2 separate regions of the Homo sapiens genome follow, and region 2 is linked to region 1. A link is a contact called in ENCODE Hi-C or POLR2A ChIA-PET data. All regions are on one chromosome and are shown on one strand. Each heading gives the region's core, a stretch centred on a gene start or an enhancer-like site at or near the end of the contact. The rest is flanking DNA. Distances are from core to core; before and after follow the strand shown. Region 1 holds the start of SLC25A12 (solute carrier family 25 member 12). Region 2 holds the start of ITGA6 (integrin subunit alpha 6).

Evidence for each region. Hi-C counts contacts between places; a loop is a spot of excess contacts on that map. ChIA-PET counts read pairs that join two places held with the same protein, here RNA polymerase II (POLR2A). Pooled maps may share reads with other maps.
Region 2: a pooled map shows a loop between it and region 1 (5-fold over the local background). The contact joins the promoter of ITGA6 here to the promoter of SLC25A12 in region 1. A Hi-C loop is called at or near these places in 5 of 50 pooled maps. POLR2A ChIA-PET finds 5 or more read pairs at or near these places in 3 of 52 experiments (A673, T-cell and naive thymus-derived CD8-positive, alpha-beta T cell).

What each region holds. Positions count from the first base shown.
Region 1 is chr2:171,892,501-171,896,053 of GRCh38, reverse strand. It overlaps SLC25A12 (solute carrier family 25 member 12), which reads left to right and starts at 1,810. Exons shown (of 18, transcript NM_003705.5): 1 at 1,810-1,851; 2 at 2,796-2,849. The coding sequence starts at 1,840. RefSeq lists enhancers at 1,031-1,597, 1,598-2,164 and a silencer at 1,568-1,887.
Region 2 is chr2:172,425,843-172,429,395 of GRCh38, reverse strand. It overlaps ITGA6 (integrin subunit alpha 6), which reads right to left and starts at 1,810. Exons shown (of 26, transcript NM_000210.4): 1 at 1,426-1,810. The coding sequence starts at 1,607. RefSeq lists an enhancer at 498-998 and a silencer at 1,783-1,862.

The sequences.
Region 1 (3,553 bases), core at 561-3,060:
GAATTCCTTCCAAAATTCACTGAAAAGAAAACTGTTTGTTATTGCTTCACCAAGGGAATAAAGAAGGCTGTGGTCCAAAAATAAGATCACCATCATCTCCACTGCATAATTTATAGGATTTAGAGTCAGGCTGTGAGGAAGACAGTTCAGGAAAAGACATAACTGCAGGAGTACAACTATTTCTTCTGATTTTTGATACCCCTCTCTTCCATTTCCACCAAAACGAGAATTTATTTCAATGACAGCAAATGTTCATATAGGGAGAATAGTTGTACAGTATAGAGAAGCCCTAAAGTGTGTCATTTATCTAGTGTCTAATTATAAGTGGCTTGGGCGAAACCCCATAGCTACTAAAAATACAAAATTAGCCAGGCATGGTGGCGTGCACCTGTAATCCCAGCTACTTGGGAGGCTGAGGCAGGAGAATTGCTTGAACCCAGGAGGCAGAGGTTGCAGTGAGCCAAGATGGCGCCACTGCACTCCAGCCTGGGCGATAGAGCGAGACTCCGTCTCAAAAAATTAAAAATGAAAACATACACAGGGTCGGGCGCGGTGGCTCACGCCTGTAATCCCAGCACTTTGGGAAGCCGAGGTGGGCGGATCACCAGAGGTCAGAAGTTTGAGACAAACCTGGCCAACATAGTGAAACCCTGTCTCTACTAAAAATACAAAAAATTAACTGGGCATTGCGGCGGGTGCCTGTAATCCCAGCTACTCGGGAGGCCAAGGCAAGAGAATCTCTTGAACCTGGGAGGTGGACGTTGCAGTGAGTCAAGATGGTGCCACTGCACTCCAGCCTGGGCGACAGAGCGAGACTCAGTCTCAACACACACACACACAGACACACATACACACAATACACATGTGATTGGGGTTGTGGAGAAGCATTGACCATCTGTAAGCCCCTAGAGGGTGGGGGCTATAGGTTATTTGCGTTTTTTACAAGCAGGACCATGTCAGGCATATAATGGATGCCCATACATGTTTGAATCAATATGTAGCCTAATACAGTGATATTGGCAAGACGGGTTTAGAAACATTGTTTTGGTTCAAGATAGAGTTACTGCTTCTTCTACTTCTTAGGTAGGGCTAGAAATCGAATGGAGAATTACTTTCTGTTCATGTATGGGCAAGCGATTCATTGCCAGCCCTGTCAAAGACACATAGAGTTTTTTTTCTCATTGCACACAGGATTTGGGTGATTAGGAAAGTGGAGCGAGTCTACTAATAAACCGTTGTAATAGCACGCAAAGCAAAAATAAATTCAGCGTATTCGTCCCATGCCAATTTAGGAGCATATTTCTCAAATTATGTTTACGTAGGTTTTCCCTAGAGTGAGTGGTTCCCAATCTTGTTTTGTCGGTATTTGCCATCAGTTGTCATTAATTCATTGTTATTAATGGGAAGTGCTCTTTGATCCGTCGGAACCTTGCTCAGTATAGGCCCCAAATGTTCCTTTAAGCCTCGGGGAAAACGACTTTGGCTGGTCGGTGCCCAAAGCCACACCCACTAAGAGGCCTTAGGAAACCTGGGGCTTTCCTGGCGGCGACCTAGCTGTGGCAACCACGCGGCGCGTCGGGATCCCATGGGTCGCGCTTGTTTTCCCCGTGGGAGGCGCGTCCCCCTCCTCCGCCCGGCCGGCCGGCCCTGGACCAGCTGCCTTTCTGGCCGGGACGCCGGGCCCCTTTCCGCACGCGGCGCGCCCCGAGTTCATTTGCATAGGGACGCGCGCGGCGCCGGCGAGAGGGAGGGCGGGCGCGGCCGGGAAGACGGCGCGCGCGCGCCCTGACAGCTCGGCCCTGCTCGCTCACTCGCTCGTCCCCGGCTTCCGAGCACAGCATGGCGGTCAAGGTGACTCCAACTCTCTGCTGCTGCTTTTATTGCATAAGAGACATTCCGAGCGCCCTGCCTGCAGCCCCCCACTGCTTCCCATTTTATTCATTGTCTAGGTCTTAGATAGCTTGTCCTGGGGCTCCGGCTTGCTGCGGGGAGAGCTGTGCGGGGCTTGGACCGGAGGAGGGGATGCCCGGCTGGGGGAGGGGAAGGAGGAGGGATTGTGAGTTGAAGGGGCTTGTACGGTAACACGGGTCAGTGAAGGAAGAGTAATGTCCTGTCCTAGGTGCATGGGATTGTGAGTCCGGAGTTGGAGGGCATCAGAAAGGGTGTGGGAGGAAGTGGCAAGTAAAGCTGGGGATACCTAGGGTATCAGTGAATTGCGGTGGGGGAGGGAGTAAGTATTGAGTAATTTGGGGCCTCAATAAGGCCGAGGGCAGTGGTTGGCTTTTGCGTTGCAGATTGCAGGGTATGGAAAGTATTTGTATTTGTGGCAGCTCTCATATTTTAGGTTGGATGGGGAGAGGGACGCGGAGATAATTACATGTTGGGTTTGCTTTTTATGGAGAAAGGCTGCTAGGCCAAGTGATTAATTTGGGTGATTTAACTTTCCTGTTGATCTACTCTTGTTAGCTTCTTGATTTGAAGGTGGGTGGTTACTACTGTGTTGCTAGTAGATGTGGAATAAAGTAAAAGATCCTCATTGCCTTCCCTTTCCAGTCCAGAGGAAGCACTGTCCGATAGCTTTGCTGTATCTTAGGCTATTCGCACCTGTTTTTCTGCCCTCTAGTCACAGTTATCCAGTTTGACAGTTCTTATCAGCAATTAGGGCTTTTAGTTTGTTTTAAACTAAATGATAAAAGATAGGAGCATTGATTGTTAGCCATGTGACCTCTAATCTGAAGAGATTGTGTGGTCTCTAGTGAAGCATTAACTGGCTTTTTTTTCTTTTTTGCTTACAGGTGCAGACAACTAAGCGAGGGGATCCTCATGAGTTAAGAAACATATTTCTACAGGTAAATTGGCTTGCATAGTGTGCCTTTCATTGCAAAAACAAAAAACGTACATGTCCTTAGTCCTATTCATGCCTTAACTTTGAGGAATGTTCAGTTTTCATGTATTCTTTCAAACATGACCGGACAATATAGCTTATACTTCTCTTAATAAGGTTTGATTTAAGGCCTTCTTTTAATTAAGGGTCGATAAAAGGTTTTCCTCAAGTTACTGCTTTTTTTTTTACATGACTTAAGATATATATTTTGAAAAAAAATTTCCAGCTTAAGCACAGAGACCAAGATAAAATTTCAAAATGTATTGGCATTCTTGTATAGTTAATAGGTATGATGACTAAAATTCTCTTCCTTGAAAGTTGCATGTTTACAAAGTTTTCCTACTTATGAGCTATCCTCCATGTAATTTGTTACAGAGATAAGAATATTATAGCTATTCTTAATTTGTGTGTCTTACTTACATTGTATCCTTAAGCCTTGGGGATTTTACCCCAAAATGTTACCTCTTAAGATTCTTGCAATGGTCTACCTTAACTTCTAAGCTTTTAGAATCAGTGACTTGGCTGTAGACTTAAAAAGAAAAGAAAAAAGAAAAAAAAAAGGTTGGCTTAGTTTTTTGTTTTGCTTTCTTTTCTTAAATTTCAAAAGTTTCCTATGCAGGAAATTGTACTTAAGAAGTAGATGTAGGCCGGGCGCGGTGGCTCACGCCT
Region 2 (3,553 bases), core at 561-3,060, 530 kb before region 1:
CTACACACCAAGTATTCCGAGACAATAAACGTCATCTATTAACTGAGTTAACAGGAACCTTTCATTTCAGATTTACAGCTTAACAACAATTATTTCTGAGAGAAAGCAGAGTATAAGCAGCTGGCCAGGCATATAGCCTCAGACCACCCTCCTAGAGCCTCCCCACCCCCAGCTAATTTCTGTGCTTCACCTAGCAGGTGTTATCAGAAAAAAAAAAAAACTGACTAAAATTCAGGGGCTGCAACATTCACGAATTCCAAAGTTGTTAACCGCTGAAATCAAGAGGTTTCCTCCAGTTCTAAAATCCCATTCGCCTCTCCTAAACACAAAATCTCTTCACTGTGGCTGCACTTTGCTTTCTCCGGTCTGTTGGTCCTGGAAGGTCCTTAGTTCAACTCAAGGCCTGGGTGGGGAGGGGAGACCTTTTGTTGCTACAGCCTATTTTTCAGTAGCACAGATGAAGAATGCAACCCCATAGCGATTAAGGCGACTAAGCGCCAAAATACCCTCTCCGGCTTAAATAGCCGATCATGTGGGAACCAAACACTGTTTAAGAAATAAAAGGAGAGGCCAGTAGTGCCGGTCTCCTCTTTCTCCTGGGAGGTTTACCGCTACGGTGGGGGGTTGTCCCTTACAAACCTTGTTTGCAAAGTCCAGGCTCAGATCGGACATTTTGCTTTAACCCCTTGGCTGTGCCCGCCCAACGCAGGAGCCGAGCGGGTCTCGGGTGCGGCCGAGTACTTTGGGGGCTGGGCACATCACTCAGACTTGTTTTCTCAGCTGATCTAGTCCAGCGAACAGGTGTTTGGTTAATTCCCGCCCCCACCCCCATCTTTTTTTTTTTTTTTTTCAAAGGCATGTAAAAGTATCTCCTAAGGAGCGCCCCCGCCTTGCTGAGAAAGTCATGCAGGACACATGGAAAGTGGCTTTCCAACTTGTGCGGGGCGCGCCAGTCTGCGGGGGAGACGGGGTGCACCGTGAGTTTGGGAAAGGCCTAGACCATCCTGGAACTACGCTCCCTGCAAACCCACAGCAGCGCTGCGGTGACCCTGAACGCCACCCCAGCCCCAAACACACACGTGAAGCTCAGCAAAGCGTGCCACCTGCCGGGGTCCCAGCAAACACGCCCGGAGGGAAGAACCGGCGGAAAGCACTTTGTTTAAAACAGAAAAAAAAGTAAACTCTCCCGGGGCCCAGCCTAGCCCTCGGGTTCTCCTCCTTCCCGAGCTGAATGGAGGGAGGCGCCGCGCGGGGCGGGTCAGGGCGGGGAGCCGAGCGCGCTGGGCGCTGGGTGCGCCTCGGCCGGCCCGGGCGCGACCCACGGGCCAACTACTCCCCGGGGCCGGCGGGAACAGGGCGCGCCCTCGCCTCAACTCGCGCGCAGGCCGGCGCCCCAGTGGGGGTGGGAAGGGTCTGGGAACTCACAGCCGCTTGTCCTCGGGCTGCAGTTGCCAGTGCATGGCCAGCGAGAAGCCGAAGAGGCTCCCGGGGTCTCCATATTTCCGGATCACGTTGTCCTCCCGAGTGTCCAAGTTGAAGGCTGCGCCGAGCCGGGACAGGAGCCCCGCCGACAGGTAGAGCAAGCACAGCTGCCCGGCGGCGGCCATGGGCGGACGCACGGGGAGGGGAGCGGGGACCTGCAGCGGCCGCCCTGCGCTCCGGGCTGGGTCCGAGGCTGCCGCGCTGCTGCTACCGCAGCCACCTTCGCCTCCTCTCGCCGCTGCGCCCGGCCCCACCCCCGGGACGGGTCGCGCTCTCCGTCCGGCCGCTCCCCCTCGCGGGCAGCTCGCGACCGCTGAATGAGCCCGTTGTTCTCTGGAGACTCGCAGGCGTTTTATCAAGTGACGAGGACGCCGGCCCCGCCCCTCCCCACCCTCTCGCCCCTCCTTGCGCGCCCGCGGCCCGGCGCACCGCCCGCACCTTACCCGCCGGCTCTGGCGTCTCCAGCTGCCCGGTACCTGCCCGGAAGCCACGACGTGGGAGCCCCGGAGGCGAGCTCGCGGCGAAGCAGCCCCACTGCGCCGCCCTCTGTGGACAGAATTGTGGTTGCCGAGTAGCACAGAGCGAGGGAGACTTTACTACCCGTTATAAAGAGAAGTGCAGGTGATGCACCGGGCCTCATGGCCTGAGCAGCCTGTTCTTGCAGATGTGGGCCCACGTGCAGATGCATACGTCATTCATTCATTTCTACAGGTGTTTATGGAGCGCTTAAGGCGTGCCCAACACTTGGGGACTACAGCTGTGTAGACTGTTCTGGGTCCTCAAACACCTAACAACCCTCAAAAATGATCACAGCGCACACCTTGATAGTGCTGTATAATGTACACAACCCAGCCATTACCTCAATTCATCCTAACAGTCCTATGAGGTAGGTGTTTCTTTTTGCAGATCAGAAAACCGAAGTTCCGCCTTGTCCCCAGATCACCTAGGATTTTGCCCAGGTGACCAGGAGAGCTTGTGGAAGAAGTCACGCAAGTCAAGGATGGGTTGTTTAAAGTGGCGCCAGGAGCTCAGGCGACGATGCCGTTCTTTCCTAGCCCCGGACTTTCAGAACTAGTTGTGGGGAGAACTGCTGGGCCAAGAGACAGCTCCGAGTTCTGTGTAGGTGGCATGAAGGCTCCTGCCTCCAGGACATGAGGCGGGGCTCCAGTGAGGTGTTGGCCCTAGGGGCAACCTTATCCTGCAGGGGTTCTTAACCCGAGGAGAGGTAATTAATTCAAGAGTACTGTGAACTTGGATGAGAAAAAATTTACGTCTTAATTTTCACCAACCTCTGACATTTAGCACGTTTTGCCATTATGAACGTAGACAACAAACTACAGTAGCAGTAGGATAAGTATTTATGACTTAGTAATCACTAGAAACCATAGGTTTTTACATCACATCACAGTTGTTGCAAGTATCTCAAATAACAGTAGTTATTAGACAATCAGCCAGATATTATATGTCAATAATGAAGCATATATATTGCTCTAGCACAAATTTTTAAAAACATTTTGTTAGCTACATTTCAATATTATTGGCTTTTTTTGTAACCTCTTGTGGTTTCTTTTATGTATTTAAAACCCTTATTCTGAGAAGAACCCCATGGTTTTCAGCAGCCTGCCAAAGGGGTCCCATGGCATGAAAAGGTTGGGACGTGCTGGCCTGAAGCCTTCTGGAATGCCTTGGGGAGCCCTCTTTGGAATCTGACATCCCTGCATTGGAAATACAAGCAGGGTGCAGCCCCAGGAAAGAGCAGGAGCTGTGTGTGCATAGGGGTAGGGGTGGCCTCTTCTTCACCTCAAGGAGTATTCAAGAGAACAGCATGTGCCACTCAGAAAAGCTGCGTGAACATCATCAAGGGTCCCCACAGGTGGTAGCAGCTGTCAGAGTAAGTCCGTCAGTATATTAGGGGTGTGTACCACTTCCTTTCCAATCAGTAACTCCAGTCAATTATAGTCCAAAGTGGGGTGCAGTGGTTTAAATTCAGTAGATGATTTTGGAGAGCACACAGTTTTAACAAATATATCTTGATAAGGTTGAGAAACTATTGGAGACAATCTAGTAAACT